Regions from separate parts of the Mus musculus genome. Here region 2 is linked to region 1. A link is a loop called in an ENCODE intact Hi-C map of the cell type or tissue named here. Cell type or tissue: left cerebral cortex. All regions are shown on one strand.

The links. A loop is a pair of places that touch in the nucleus more often than their neighbours do. Peaks named below come from ENCODE experiments on the same cell type or tissue, not always from the same donor. Only the 100,000 strongest peaks of a DNase experiment are listed, where the experiment ranks them.
Region 2: a loop joins it to region 1, with 3 times the contacts of the local background. A loop is called at or near these places in 13 of 42 quality-filtered maps.

The regions. Positions count from the first base shown.
Region 1 is chr2:37,771,224-37,779,223 of GRCm38, forward strand. Crb2 (crumbs family member 2) reads left to right here and starts at 5,026. Exons shown (of 13, transcript NM_001163566.1): 1 at 5,026-5,223. The coding sequence starts at 5,118. In left cerebral cortex, CTCF peaks have their summits at 732 (motif pointing left), 985 (motif pointing left) and 3,544 (motif pointing right); DNase peaks (open chromatin) are centred at 757, 961 and 3,552; H3K4me3 peaks cover 649 bases; H3K27ac peaks cover 817 bases.
Region 2 is chr2:37,572,010-37,580,009 of GRCm38, forward strand. It overlaps Strbp (spermatid perinuclear RNA binding protein), which reads right to left. Exons shown (of 18, transcript NM_001379315.1): 18 at 1-8,000. It also overlaps a transcript of Rabgap1 not described here. Among named protein-coding and RNA genes, the nearest start is that of Gpr21, 59 kb to the left of the region's middle. In left cerebral cortex, no CTCF peak of the experiment used is centred here; DNase peaks (open chromatin) are centred at 3,565 and 4,950; H3K27ac peaks cover 1,660 bases.

The sequences.
Region 1 (8,000 bases):
TGTCCACCTGTCCGACAGGACACACTGCATTCTAGCACTTCTCTGGCCATCATCAGCCCCTGCAGGCCTGAGAGGGGAGGCTGGGGAAAGCTGGTTCTCCTGCGGGTGGCCGGCACACAGGATGTTAAGCTGCAAGCGCAGGGTTCAGAATCCCAAATGGCATATAACTTCTAGCTTAAACAGCTGAGTTACTGGATTACTGAATCCTGTACTGAGCCTGGATCTGAGACACTTAGCCATGACTCCAAAAACAGCCTGAGCTTCACCAACTCGAGGTTCTCTCACCAGACTGGGCTAGGAGAGTCTGTATTTTCACTTTACCCAGCCCCAAACAGTCACCATTCCTAGACCCGAAATACTGAGAGGTGGGGGCAGGGTATATACAGCAGCTCGTGGGAAACGCCCAACTATGCTTTTTCTGGAACTCGCAGGGAGAGCCCATTCCTCTAGTCTATCCGATGTGGGGCGCTGCAGTCTCTTTCTCTCCCGACAGGGGCAGCAGGACTACTTGGATCTGACCCTGAGGCGACCTTGGTGAGTCAGTCCACAGCGAGAAGGATAGAAAGGGAAGCTGTAAATTTGCCTGCAACGCTCGACCTCTGCTTACCTCCACCTTACTCCAGGAAGGCCAATCCCCACATGCAAATCCCACTGAAGAATAAAGAGTCTATTGAAGGTACCTCGGGGAAAAGTGTAGCCTGTGCTGTCTTGAAGCGCCCTCTGGTGGCTAAATAGGGACCTGCAGTTTGTCCTTTATCTTTGTCATCTTCCTCTAGTCAACCCTTGTCCCGCCTGCCCCTACCCCCTTCATCATGATTTACCTAGCAGAACTCTTGGTTCTGCTCCTTCCGTCTCCATCTCCCCAGCCCTCGAAGGCATCCAATGTCTCAACCCAGACGTCTCCCAGTTTCTCTTGGTCCTACCGTACAACACATCTTCCACAATCTTTCCATTCTAATTGACCACGCCATTTCCAGCTTTATCCTTTACCTCGGCTCCCCCTAGTGGCCCTAGGACCAAATTTAATTTCTTTGGTACCTTCAGGCTCTGCACCAACAGTCTCACTCTTTTTTTTTTTTAAGATTTATTTATTTATTTAAGATTTATTTATTTATTATATGTAAGTACACTGTAGCTGTCTTCAGACACACCAGAAGAGGGAGTCTGATCTCATTACAGATGGTTGTAAGCCACCATGTGGTTGCTGGTATTTGAACTCTGGACCTTCAGAAGAGCAGTCGGGTGCTCTTACCCACTGAGCCATCTCACCAGCCCCAGTCCCACTCTTTTAACCCCATTCTTATCTTACTCTGCTTTTGGGCAATGCTGGTGTCCTCAGACTCTGTCATTACTGACATTCGCCCAGCCTAAATTTTATCCAGCTGTAGCTTCTGCTTCTTCACTTGAAAAACTCCTATTCATACTTCATGGTTCCAAGTCCCATGGAAAATTGTCCCCAGAGAGTTTGTCTCTGTCCTTGAGGCTCCATGGGCTCTCAGTCAGTACCTTCCTGCTCTGTCGGTATGTCTGTCTTCTTCACCAGATGAGAGAGTTCTCTGCAAGAGTGACTAACTGAGTGATTCTCACTGGAGCCTTGACAGGTGTGTCTACACTGGTGACTGCAGTCCATGCAAGGCCTGTGGAGGCTCTGACCGAGTCTGGATGTGGATCTGAACTCTTCCCTGGGGTGGTGACTCTAGAACCCAGCAGCAAAACATCAGCAGGGTGTCAGCAGTTCATCATGGTGACCTGTCATTTGAGCTGGGGTGGGTGCTTCTGGAAGCAACCCCTACCCTCATCTTTGTCACCTTCACTGGAGGAGGAAGGAGAGCTGCGAGGTAGGGAAGGAGACCACTGGCACAGCTTGGCTTTGGCTAACCATGGGCTTAGGGTTAACAGACAAAATAGACAACATTTCCAGTTGGAAAAACCCCTCCAGCAGCTGGCACAGAACCCAATCTTGAATTTCTAATCCTCCTGCCTCCGCCTCCGAAGCGCTTCGGTCACAGATGTGCACCACCACACCCTGCTTATGTGTCAGGAGTAGAAGCCAGGGCTTCAGCCATGCTAGGTAAGCCCTCTTCTGAATGTAGCCCTTTGCTGGGTCTTTTGTTGATCATGAGACATGGGTGCCTCTGGCTGTGAGTGGGGTTTAGACTCAGGGTGAATTGTTTGTAGGACAGCCCACAGACCACCCAACTTAGTAATTGCCCATGGACCTTTCATATGAAGTGCTATTTCAAATGATAAATGAAAAATATTTTATGTTTTTTAGTATTTTTCTTGCGTCATGTGGAGGCCAGAGTGCTGGATCCTCTAGAACTGGCTTTTTAACCCATTAATTGTGAGCTGCCATTTGCACGCTGGGAATTGATCCCAAATCATTTGGGAGAGCAGCCAGTGCTCTTAACCACTGAGCCATCTCTTCTGCCCCTGGAGTGATATTTTTGATGGGCAGTGCTCAGAGCATCAAGTGGCTTGCCTAGGGATAGGGAGTATTAGCTGGACAGTGGTGGCACACACCTGTAATACCAACATTTGGGAGGCAGGGGTAGGCATAGCTCTGTGAGTTCAAGGCCAGCCTGGTCTATAGAGTAAGTTCCATTACAGCTACACAGAGAAACCCTGTCTCGAAACCAAATAAAACAAAACCAAACAAAAGAATAAGGAGTATTTCCCATAGTTGTTATTACACATAGAAAGTGCTAGAAATACAACCACCACACAAAATGCAGAAAGATGGCTTCTTGTCCCTATCGTTCTTTGGGGAAATTATATATACCTACCACAGAAGTACTCAGGCATTTGAATTGTGACAGGACACACTCCTTATCTTGTGGCCTTGAAAGCTGTCTGCCACATTCCAGGATTCTATGGGTAGAAGCAAATTTCTTATTTCATTATGTTCCCCAGTGTAGCCAATAAATTTATTTCCAATTTGAAATCCATATAGCTTAAAATTACTTTCTCATTTTTAATTTAACTAGCACTTGCTTGGCTGTTTCAAACACTTTAATCCTTAAACACAGTTTATCCATAAGACAGTTCCACCTAGCTGGAGAAACCCTGTCTCAAAAAGCCCTAAATAAATAAATAAATAAATAAACAAATGAAAAAAAAAAAAGACAGTTCCACCTAGTGAGGGCTATTATTTTTTCTTTCTTTCTTTCTTTCTTTCTTTCTTTCTTTCTTTCTTTCTTTCTTTCTTTCTTTCTTTCCTCCTCCTCCTCCTCCTCCTCCTCCTCCTCCTCCTCCTCCTCCTCCTCCTCCTTCTCCTCCTCCTCCACCTTTTTTTAACTTGGAAGTTAATGAGGCTCAGAGACATTAAGAGACTTAGTGACTTACAGAGCTGGAAAGTGGATGCTGGGGATTTGAATTGGTATCTATGCCCTCACCACTGTATTCCTCTCTGATGTGTTAGTTCTACCAAGTCAACCACTAGCAGTCAGTTCCATGCTCTCAGATGTATCCCTGAATTCCTTGACCTCCTATGACAATCCAAGCTCCAGGCGCGCTCTGTCCACTGCATTCTTCAAAGGACCACCAGGTGGCAGCTTCGGGATTAGTGCTTGGGGGTGGGCTCCTGGGTGAACCAGTCCCTGTCTGTTGCCTGGCTCCTCTTCACAGCCCACTCCCCTGTCTCCCATCCCTGTAGCTACCCCCCAGGGTCCTGCTATTTAATATTCTTGGCGCCATTCATATTCCTGGAGCAAAGCACAACTGCCCTGTAAAGTCTCACGAGGCTGGAGCTGTTACTCCTATTTTACAGATGACAGACACAATAGACTGAGAGCGAGTAAACTCCGTGTCATTCAGGCATGTTAGGTGCCTATATGTTTAGCTGTGCTCCCCCAAGAGTGGAGCATGACTTCCTCAAGATTAGCGATGGGAGTTCCAGGTCAAGAGACAACTGGAGTGGGTGTCCCAGAAAACAGGGCAGGCCTCTAATTCTGGAGAGGCTACAGGGCTGGTTAGCCAGGCCTATGGTTTCAGTCTCTTCCTGAGCTCTGGGGACCCAGGGGAACCAGCAGCCCTCTGGCTGGCTACCGATACCCTGTGATGCTCATTGTCTCACCTGATGTTTCTCCAAGGACATGCCATAGCCCCCAATTGCTACTTTGCCAGACACAGCAGAGTCCAGAGCCTTCAGGGACAGAATCCACCATCACTGACCTGGGCCAGACATTGTCATCTGCCAGGGGCTCATTTCAAGAAGGTAGTTCCCTTTAAAATAAGATGCTGCCCCACTTGGGGCAGCAGGCCATGGAAGAAGAGATGCTTTTTTATGTGCCAGTGTGTTTTGAGATGATGAGAACTCCTGGCTCCACCCAGTGCAACATGTGACTGTGAGGTTAGACAAAGAGAAGGACTTTTCAGGAAGAAGGGTGGGAACAGCATCGGAGCACTATTTTCGGTAGAGCAGCCACTCAGCGGAAAGGTCCGCCTTGGACAGCAGGGACATTTCTAAAGTTGCAAACACCAGAGACAAAGATCAAGGGCAAATGGGGAGACGAAAGGGCTCCGTTTGGCTGGTGAGGGGGTGGGAAGGATAGAAGGGAGTCAGGGGGCACGTGCTCTGGGGCCCAGTTACTACCTTACTGATAGTCACAAGAACAGGATCTGTGTGGCTGGGTAGGACCTAGTGGGCAGCGAGGACAGGAGCCCCTGTGATAGGAGGGGAGGAGCCTTGTTATCTCAGGTGTGGAAGGGGCAGGTTAAGTGAGGACGGATGGGAGCGCTTCTGAGCTCAAGCAAGGCAGGCCTGAAACTGCGGGGTAGTCGGACAAGCCCCAGGAATCTTGGCTGGCCCCATGGACTGGACCGCCTGGCAAGAGGGCTTGTGCACTGAGACCCAGGGTCAGGCCCAGGGCCTTGCCTGGATGGAGCTGAGGCCTCCGAAGGGGCTGGTGTTTGTGAGGAGCGGTGGGTCAGACCCTCCGGGAGGATCCTGTCCGGGGAGGAGCAGTGGGAGGCGGGGCGGAGGGGGAGGGCTGGAGGAGGGGCCGGGCCTCTGTCCACCTCGTCAGTGCTGGTTGGAGGGACGCAGGGGCGCGGAGCCCGCCGAGCAGAGGGTTCCCGCAGGCAGGCAGGCAGGCAGGCAGGCAGAGCCGGCTGCCATGGCGCTGGTGGGGCCTAGGATTTGGGGCCCTAGACGAGATATTTACCCCCTGTTGCTGCTACTGCTACTGCTGCTGCTGCTGCTGCTGCCTTGGGTCCCGGCTGGTGAGTGTGGCTGGGCCTGGGGGTGAGCGTGGCTGGGCTGGCCTGAGAGAATGGTGATGCTAGAGGCAAGAGTGTCCCGGGCCCTAGACAGTGTGGGGACAGTGCGGGTGTCTTGGGACTCACTTGGAGAGCTCGGAGTGTTCTGGAGGCTTCAGACTGAGGAGTCTATGCGGTGGGGCCAGGAGGATGAGGGCTGGTGTGGTCTGTAGAAGCCAGTCTGGGAGAGCTGGTGTGGTGTGGCGTAGTGTGTTGAGGGAAAAGCTGGGAATCTTGGTGTGAGGAGCCACTTAGGGAAAGCGTGCCGGGATAGATGGAAATGCGTGAATTGGAGAAGTTTCAGCAAACTCAGGCAATCTCCATAGAGTCTGCCGGAGTCACGTGTTGACCTGGGATGCAGGTGACATGTAAAGTTGCCCGGTGGGTGGACGTTCTGTTTGAGGGGATTGATTGTTGAGAGTTGTGTCCTCGCTGAACTAGCTGTAAGTTGTCCGGCATGTTCAACTGGCCTTTCCTGGCAACGGGAGGTGTGGGTGTGGGTGGGGCTAGATTAAGATAGGGGAGGGGGAAGAGAACCAGGGTTAGGGGAGAGCTTGCCCTCATTGCTCCCTTCTATGGGTCCTCTGCCAGCACTTGAGGGGCAACCGGTAGAGCTGTTCCGGGTCTTTGGAATGGCTAGGGATTCGGGATCATACGTGTGTGTCCCTGCAGCAGGTTTCTGGCATTCCTCAACTATGCTGGAAGGGCTCCCTGAAGCCAGCCCAGGCAGCCAGTACATTGGCTTTGTCCAAGTGCATTCAACACTGAGCCTGGAATTCCTACTGGGGGGTCTGGAGGACGCTTTGGCTTGGTCACTATAGTTACGAGGGCAGTAGGGAGGGCCCGGCTTCCCCTGCAATAGGTGAACCCCACCAGTGGCATTCCCCCTGCCTGCCTACAAAGCCGTTATTGCCTCTTCTCTGTGGAAAGGGGGAGGATGAGGACCCTGGGTACAGCGAGGACCTGTTTTAGGGAGGAAACCAAATGAAGGTTGAGGAGGGAAGGGACCTAGAAGAAGCTGGTACCTGAGGCAAATGAGGGTGGAGAAACCAGGCAACTCCAGGCTGTCTGTACATTAGGGCGTGAGGTTCTGGGCTGTGCACTTTGGATCTGTTCCACATGCAGTACACAGATGCCCATGGCAGCTGCACAGATGTGTGGCAGGGACTAGGGTACATACTACAACAGGACAGGTGTCCACAGGCACATGCCAGGTCTCCCCTGTGAGCTCACTGGTGAACTTGCTAATGAACCTACTGTGTATCATCATATACATAGCACATGGCTGCATTCACCCACTAGGTACACACCAGCAGGCCTGCATTGACTTATATGCACTTACACACATATGGTCTGTGAGATTGGCAAACAGTGGTGTATATTTCCCCAGAACTCCAACAGGCTCTCAGGGGCCATTGCCCCGGGAATTCTGTGTGCAGAGTCCATCTCTGGGGATCCCTGAAGCTAGAGTTGGGGGCTCTACAAGCACGATTACCCAGAGCTGACTGAGCAAAGGGCGGTGCTAGGGACTTTGTGACTTGAAAGCTAATTTCCATCCCAGAGGAGATGAAAGTTCTGGACCAGACCCGATGCCCTCCCTGCCAGGCTCTGAGCTGGGCCCCTCCATCCCAGCCACTCCACAGCAGAGGATTGCTGGTTGCTATGGAGAGGATAAGGCATCTTGGACTACAATGGAACATGTCGAGTTGTTCCCACCCCCACCCCTTCCCTGAACACCCAGGGAGTGCAGTGCACAAAGGGGCAGCCAGTCTTCCCCAAACCTGGCCCCTCCTCCAACTTAAGAGGTGGGGCGGTAGGAGAGCAACAGGGACTCTGTATACTTCTAAATAATGTGGGGTCTGCTGGCTACTGGGCTCCAGGGAAGGTTTGCTGATGCGTGATCCACTGTGTAGAGAGATTTTAACCCTCCCGGCATCCAGGGAAGCTGGCTTTCTACCTCTCTGTTTACAGAACAGTTAGGCAAAGTCCAGAGAAGATCCCAACTTGTTTAAGGTCACAAGAGCAGCATGCTGCAGCAGGGCCTGGACCACAGCAGGAGTGGTACTCTAGGTGGTTGGTTACAGCTCTTCCTTGTACCTCTGTTAAATGAGTCATCATTCGTTCCAAGGATTGTTTCCAGACTAAATGCACCAGTGATCTGAATCCGTAATGTAGGGGATGGGCAGGACCCCCTCAACCTCACGGAGACTGTATTGTTGTGTATTATTATTATTATTATTATTATTAGTGTGAGTGCGTGTGAGCATTTGCGCACACACAAACCCAAGTGTGGAGGCCAGAGGGACTGTGGAGCAAGTTCCCCCCTTCCACCTTTACGTGGGTCCTGAGGGTCAGACTCAGGTCATCAGCTTCCACAGCAAGTGCCAAGAGCTGCAGAGACATCTTATTAGTCCTCAAAAATAAATAAATAAATGAATAAATAAATAAATAAATAAATAAATAAAAAATATAATTTTAGACGGAAGCATTAGGGGAACTATTTTTTTTTTTTGTTTTTTGTTTTTTTTGTTTGTTTTGTTTTTTTTTTTCGAGACAGGGTTTCTCTGTATAGCCGTGGCTGTTCTGGAACTCACTCTGTAGACCAGGCTGGCTTCGAACTCAGAAATCCACCTGCCTCTGCCTCCCAAGTGCTGGGATTAAAGGCGTGCGCCACCACGCCCGGCAGGGGAACTGTTCACAGCACAAGTGGCCTCCCTGTATGTCTTCTCCTCACTCAGAGC
Region 2 (8,000 bases), 200 kb before region 1:
ACCTGGCTAAAAACTGCCCTGAGGAAATTACCTAGAGGAGAGCAGGGTGCCCTCAAGGTCCAGGATGCACCAGGGCAGCACTCAACTTTCAGTAGAAAGCTGCAAGGCCTGGCTTTAAGTGAGTTTGCATTACATACAGCTTTCTTGCTCTGTGATTTGGTTCTAAAGGGTGTGGGGGGGGGGGGGGGGACACAGGGGTACATTCACAATTTTTCCTTTGCACACCAAGGCCCAAAACCCAAATTGGCCTGGATACAAAAAAAGAGCAAGGCAATGAAACACTGTTAGTGAAATTGTCATGTAACAGCACTCATTCATCACTAAGTCATCCTGGCAAGAAAACCTTCCAACATTCCAACTGCACTTTTCATCAGAATTCTAAGAGCACCTCAGCCCTTACACATCTAGTCCATACTAAGCAGAAAAGTGTAATTTGTAGTTCCAGGCATTGGTCTACCATAATCAGAACGACATTATTGAATGTAATGTGTCTGTGGTCACGTTACCCACCACCTAGAGAATAATCTGTGCCCCTCAGCCTGTCACCCAAGCAGCCCCAATCTAGCCCAAGTGCCTCTGAAAACAAAAACTTGTAGCTGGGACACAACCTCTCTACCATCTAGAGCTGTTCTTTCTGGGAGGAACCACATAGTCCCTCTAGGTCTAACAACATAGCTGCTGCCTCCCTTGGGCTTTCCCCACTCAAATGTCTTCCCTCCATTTGGAGCTCATCATGGACCTTCCTGAGCCCTACTCACTTTGGTATGTAAGTAATATGTGATTGAACACAGCCACACTCACCAATGCCTATACCATTCTGAGGTGCTTTCATGCTACAGTGGCAGAGTTTAGAATGTGACAGCAACTATGTGCCCTACATGCTCACTCCCATCCATCCATCCAGCTGTTTACCATTCTCCAGTGTGGTGAGTAAATTATGGAAGGATTCTGGAAAGGAAAAGGCTATCGGCATAGGATAGGAGGAGGGCTGCCAAAAGATTTTCACTGTAACCAATGAGAAGGTGATATCTGTATGTCCCTGGAGTTCTCACTGCTCAAAAACTGACAGACTTGGTGTCCCAAATACCTTTAACCTTTCCAAAGATCTGACCTAAGGCCTCCAAATAATAGCAGTCTAGTCCCCAGCAGAGGTACATAAATTCAATAGTGCAGAAATCTATCCTGATTCATTCACTGGTGAAGTAACAGCCTACTATGTACAAGGCCCTAGTTTTGAAGCGTGACACTCTCTCATTCCCAGCACTGAAAAAAATACACCTCCTTGTGATTCCCACCTGGTTTCCTGTCCATAACACCCAGGAGACATGGCTAGATGGATATTAACTCACAGCTAAAGCCCAGAGTAAATCTTTCAGTAACCACATACCTTTTTCCTCTGTAAGAAACTCTGTAAAGAAAATGTACCTTTCCAATGGCTAAAGACTATACTCTACAGATGCTGATTCCCAAAAGGCACTAGCCCTTTTACAGGCTAAATCTTTAAAATTAAAAAAAAAAAAAATCTATATGAAAGCAAAAAGACAGACCCCAGTATAAAGGAATATTCAATACCTATCATGTTGTGATGGGCAGAATTAGCCTTATTTAAAAAAAAAAAAAAAAAAAAAAAAAGAGTAAAGATATCAACTGGCTGGCATCAAACTACCCAGTCCATTTTGAGCCCTTGCTCCACCCCAGTGGCTATAAACACTACCATTGCCTTCCTGGTCAGAGGCAGCACCACTCTCTCCGATAGGAGAGAGATCTATCAGATCTGCTTATGAAGAGACTGCTACCCCATCTCTACTACAACTCAAGCAAATCCCTTCATCCTTATCTGGGCATGGCAACAGCCCCTTTCTCATCAGTCACAACAAGGTTCTTGGCTGTCTGGATGTTCTTTCACAATTTTCTCACCACACTGAAGAATTGTAATCACAAAGGGCACAGCACCCAGGGATCTTCAAACAGTGGTTCTGGGAAATACCTCCCACCTACCATCTCGCCCTACTAACCATGCTGAAGCATTTCATGAGGACTAGCAGGCTGCACTTTCTTCTGCTCACAGATGTCCCTGCCAAGGACCCTTCCAGAATCCCCTCATTGCTCTGTGCTGTCCCATCTAAAGGCCTGCGGACTTGGACCAGGGCTACTGCAATTGTGACTCAGCTCTATGCACTTCCTATGCTGTAAGTCAACTCACCCACCTGCGTCTTCTCCCAGTGGTCTGCAAAACTGAAAACAGGTCTATTAGGCATCCTGAAGCCAGGACTAGCATCTCTATGAGCGGAAGAGCAGAACAGCTGGCTTTAGCAATTCCACTACAGCTCTGATTCTGCTCACACCTCTTGCCATGCACTCTCTCCCTTTCCTGCACCTTACACATACATGGCCATCCTCCTAAGCTGAAAAACTTGTGACATTCCCAACACTGAGCAGAGCCAAATAGAGGGTTACAAAGTAGAATGAAGCCAGGCAGTGGTGGCTCCCACCTTTAATCCCAGCACTCGGGAGGCAGAGGCAGGTGGATTTCTGAGTTCCAGGACAGCCAGGGCTACACAGAGAAACCCTGTCTCAAAAAAAAAAAAAAAAAAAAAAAAAAAGGAAAAGGAAAAGGAAAAGGAAAAAGAAAAAGAAAGAGAAGCTACTCCCAGCACTGTCTCCCAGTCCTGTCACAGGTGATCACAATGGACATCCTGTGGCTTTTGACAGCTTCTCATTGCATAGCTAAGGCTGGCATGAACTCAGTCTTCCTCATGCACCACCAAAGGCAGCTCATAGCTTCAGCATATGCTATCACATCCCACAGTACACTTCTTACCTTCTGTTCTTCCAAAGCACCTCACCTGCCCTCATGTGGCACCTTCACATCAAAATGCCCACTTGTCTACTCATAGTTGTCTTCACCCTTCTGGAACCACATACAAGTAAATAAAATCCTTTAAAATAACCGGTAAGACTTATTCAGGTTTGCCTAAGGCCACCCCTTCACTAGCCTTGACATCCTGGTCCTTTGATCTTGTTTCCAAGTGATGTAAGCCTTTCTAAGTTCCTCAAGTGACATTCTCCATACTTTTGTTTTAACATCTCAAAGGAGGATATCCATGATTTTTCTTAATGTAGACTAAAGTACGTATGACAGATCCTACAAAGCAGAGCCCTAGCTGGGCGTGGTGGTGCCCGCCTTTAATCCCAGCACTCGGGAGGCAAAGGCAGGCGAATTTCTGAGTTCAAGGGCAGCCTGGTCTACAAAGTGAGTTCCAGGACAGCCAGGGCTACACAGAGAACCCCTGTCTCGAAAAAAAAAAAAAAAAAGCAGATCCCTGTGTGAGACTGCTCCAGAAAGTACCACTGTGAGGATGATCCTTTGGTTAAATAAGCACATGCAGACTAGCCAACTTCCCCCCAAAGACCACATTTCTAAAAGCCCAGGATCTCTCAAGCAGCATCCACTAAGTTGCACTTCATTATATACAGTTTTGGTAACAGCACAAGACTATAAATATTCCACTGTGCCATTTCCACAGGAACCAGGGAGAGCATGAGCTAGGACAGGAAAGGGAAAAGAAGAGCTGCATTGGTTTCTGTTTATTCCATTTTGTAAGGCACACACTGTATAGTCTCAAAGTCTAGAAGAAGAGTTAAATGGCCTTTGAGAAGGAAGCAGGGTAGTGAGGAATGCACAGGACCAGGTAAGCAGAACATATTCAAGAGCATGAGGACTCTGCCACCAAGCACTATGTAATTGAGTAAAGTCACTTTACTTAAGGCCCTTTCCTAGTAAGAGCAAACTTCTAAGTCCTTCAGTTACAGGATTCAAAGCCAATTCCTAGTAGAGTTTCTGTTAACCCTAAGAGCAGCACAGAGATGTAATTTCCTCTGTGTGGTTCAATACTCACTAATTAGAAGCCACAGTGTTTTGCCACAAACAAGCAGGGTGGTTTGCAAAGACCTCTGGGGTTTTAGTTCCATGAAAAACAATATTCCTTGCATCACTATTTCTTTAGAGCTAGAAATGGACCACAGAAAGTGAGAGGGCTCTGCAGTGCTCTGCGTGCCATCCAGACCTCTCATTCCTTCACACTTTGATGCTCTAGAACTTGGTTAGAATAAGATTCTTTCTTCCTATTTCCCAATGGAGCACAGCATGCTTTGCAGAAAAAGTGTCAGTTGGCAAAGATGGTAAGAGCTCTGGCAAGGTGGGATCCCCACATCTTCCTGCCCCTAAGCAATTGGTTATGAAATTGGGAAGTGGCCTGTAAACAACATGGTGAGAAGCAAATATATCCACAGAGCCTGCAGCTCTCAAGTAATGTTCACTGAACCTTAGGCCCAAGATGGAGGAAAGACTCACATTCCAAACTGTCAAGTGCTCAGCATGGGTCTTTTGATGGGCTACCTACCTTAACTACACCTGACCAGGTCTACCTCTTTATACCAGATCCCAGGAGCAAATCCCTCAAACTCCATCATTACCTTTCTCAAGCAGAGAATAAATTCCCAGGAAGAAGAACTTATTAGAAAATAGGTATCCCAGTCTCTTGATACTTCATCCAAACAAAACAAGCTTTCGACACAAAAGCTTCCTCTGTTCAACAGTCCACTTTCTCTTCATTCTCTGTTTGTTAGATATCCTTTTATCATCAGTGACCCCACCCCACTCCCAAGAAGCAAAAATCCCTGTATTCTGTTCTGCTCAGAAATATGTTTAATACAGGAGGCCTAGAAATCAGGCCAGCTTTCGCTGCTGCCTTCTAATTTGTAGCCTGCTGAGCAGAGAGGAGCTTTGGTACAAAAAACAGATGGGATTCATTCCTGTCTCTAGCAGTTAACCCTGAATATTAGATTCATGTCTAGATCAGAAATAACAGCACCTCCAGGAGGGCTGCCTGAGAATTAAGACTGCCCCAGTGCCACATATGCCCACAATACCAATTCTAGCAATGTTCCTTCCTCATTCCCAATCTGGCTTCTTAAATCTGCTACTCACACTCCAAAATAGCTCTTCCTGACCCCAAAATAGTTCCTGTCAATTTCAGTGTTATTTTATACAGTTGTCACATGAACACTGTAGATGACAATATGTTATGATGTCAAAATGTTGGCCAAGCCTAAGTCCTACACAAAGACTGCCACTAACTGAACTACTTGGAATAGTTAGTTGTTGTATAAAGGAAACTAGGAAGGAGAATATCGAATGAAGAAGAGGGCCAGCAACATCCCAATTGCAACTGTGCTGAGGCGATGTGCCACTGATGGCCATGCAGCAGCAAAGAGAAGATGTGAACCATTCCTCTTCACTGCAATGGGGGCAATCTTTACGACACCCCTTTGTGAGGCAACAAAGCCACTTACACAAATGGTAAAGTTCTAAGAAGAAAGGCCATGATCCTCCTCTGATAACTGGTCAGGGCTTTTTTTGTTGTAGTTTGTTGTTTTTTTTTGTTTGTTTGTTTGTTTTTTGTTTTTTTTTAAGATTGTTGTTATTATTGGCAGGGGTTGTTTTTTGATGTGTATGCATGCATACCTACATTAAGAACCTTGCTTCAAATGTTGGATAAGTGAGATGAAGAACCTACCAACAGTTTCAGCTGGCCTCCTTAAAGTTAATCCTTGTCCAGAGTTTTTTCTAAAACTACAGCATCTTGGAATTCAATCTATGTTTCCACATAACTCACCTCCTACCAGCCTGGGACTCAACCTGTCCACCCTCTTCTGTGATCAAGTCTTTGCAAGCATGTGTGAGCCAGCACTTCCATGGTAGATACAAGCCCTTTACTCAGTTGAGCAGCAGTAACTTCACCATCAACACACTTGTCCTTGTAATAAAAAGAAACTTCCCAATTGTATCCAAATAGGTAGATAAACAGATAGAGATAGAAATAGAATAGTAATGCCCTAAGAGTATCAGATAGAAGGAAGGCATCATATGCTGATGAGTGTACATGTGTTCCACCGAATGTCCCAGCATGAAATAAGGTACAAGAAATCGAATGCCCCAGCATAACACAAGGTACAAGAACTCCTCAAAGAAAATGAGTCAACAGCATCCTAAGCATGCTTCCTATAATAACTTGTTCTTTACCAACAAACACACAAGCCTTGAAAACTTGATTCTGGCTGTTGTAGATTTTTTTATTACTAAAGTATGGGTAGGAAACTTGAATTGGCAGGTAGATGGTCTAAGGTCAGCCCTTGTGAAATTCTAAGCACCCATAAATCCTAAACAAGTATTTACAAACCCTGGGCTGCAAGTTGGCTGATTTAACTGCTGCAGCACAAATATGGGCAAATCTGTTCTGCCAAGTCTGTGAGCAAAGGAGTAAGCACAACTCTGCCCTAAGCAGGCCATGCACCTGTTGCTTAACCAGCATAGTCTCACTTCCCTCACATCCTTCCCCCACCTCGATCAGAACAGCAGAGTCAGCATTCACAGAGTACTTGCTGTGTAACAGGTACCATTAAAAGCTTTGAATATATAAAGTCATGAGATATCCGAGTTCCACAGAAATGAGCTGGAGTGAGAGAAATGCTTTGGCCCAGATTCTCATATGTTTTCTATTCTGTATCTCTAGCTGTGCTGTAAATCTTACATAAGACAAATTTATATTATAATTCTATTTTTAAAAACTTCAAACATTAATGGAAGCTGTTAGCTCCTAACTGAAATAGTGGTATGTGGAAAAGGATACTTATTTATATAATTAACCCAACATGAATTCTTTACTTAAAAAAGTCTTTTTGCAAAATACTATTTTGTAAAAGGGGGAACTCATCTTAAATCAGCTGTACTGTGCTCTGTAAGTTAGGTGGTACAGAAACACACACCCGTGCTGAAGTTCATCATGACAGCAGGTACTTGGGCCTGCTGTTCTCATTGACACTCCACCCATTTCCTTCCACAAGCCTCCTAGTCACACTAAGGAATCATGATGCCTAGCTGTATGATACCAGATGTTGCAGAGAACAAAGCTAAATAACATGGCATCTTTCTATCTCTAGGTGACTTGAGGGGGCATTCAAAGAGTGGAAATGAAAGGCAGACCATTCAGAGTAGGCTGCTTTCACATGTCACTCTGTTTACAATGTCCCTGGTTACAGGCTCCAAACAGCTTGGGAAGAAAAACTTAGTACTGACTCTTCTTCTCGACGCCTATCATTAGTGAAAAATAAAAACCAGGACAATTACAGCAAGTGATTTCTTATAACAGTAACATTCACCTGCCATTGAAAGAATGTAGTCAGGGTTTACATTTCCCATTGAGTTCTTTGCAGGACTATACATAGAGATGCCAAAAGCAGGGCTGCAGTGGTGCTGAGCTTCTCATCTTCTCAACACCCACTTGGACAGAACATGAGTAGCATAACCAGAGCGAAGTTCAGTCCATCACGAATGCCAGAGAAAATATGCTACTTGAGGAAATCCTCAAGTAACACCAATTTTGTGGTGTTGAAAAACCTACAAATATTCAGTATTTTATAATTACACTACTAAATGAATTAATAACTTTTGCCACTGTTAATACACTATCTTCCAAAGTAGGGTATTTATTTACAACAAGGCCAATTCCATCAGGAATTCCATCAGAAAACTTAAGATACTTGCACTGATCATAGCCTCTGTTCCCTGGTCCCAGAAAAAGGACCTGGCATCAGCAGGAACAGGATTACAGTGCACTGCACTTCTCTGCTCTGCTTTGTACAGCCTTTAACAGAAGCCGACCTCATGAACTGCAGGTTCTGTGTGAGAACAAAGTTTCAGCAGCCTTAATGCTAGAGATGAACAGAAACTGCTATAGAAAGAAATGTAAAGCATAAAATTCATTTATACATACACACACACACATACAGCTTTAGCACTTAACAGCTAACATAATAAGGTGTATTTGTGGATTAAGGTTTGGCCTAATACTGATATCCTATAAATGAACTCTGTTCATGACTGAATACAGTGAGAAATAATATTCTAGCTTCCTAACTTGAGACAGACAGTCAGACGG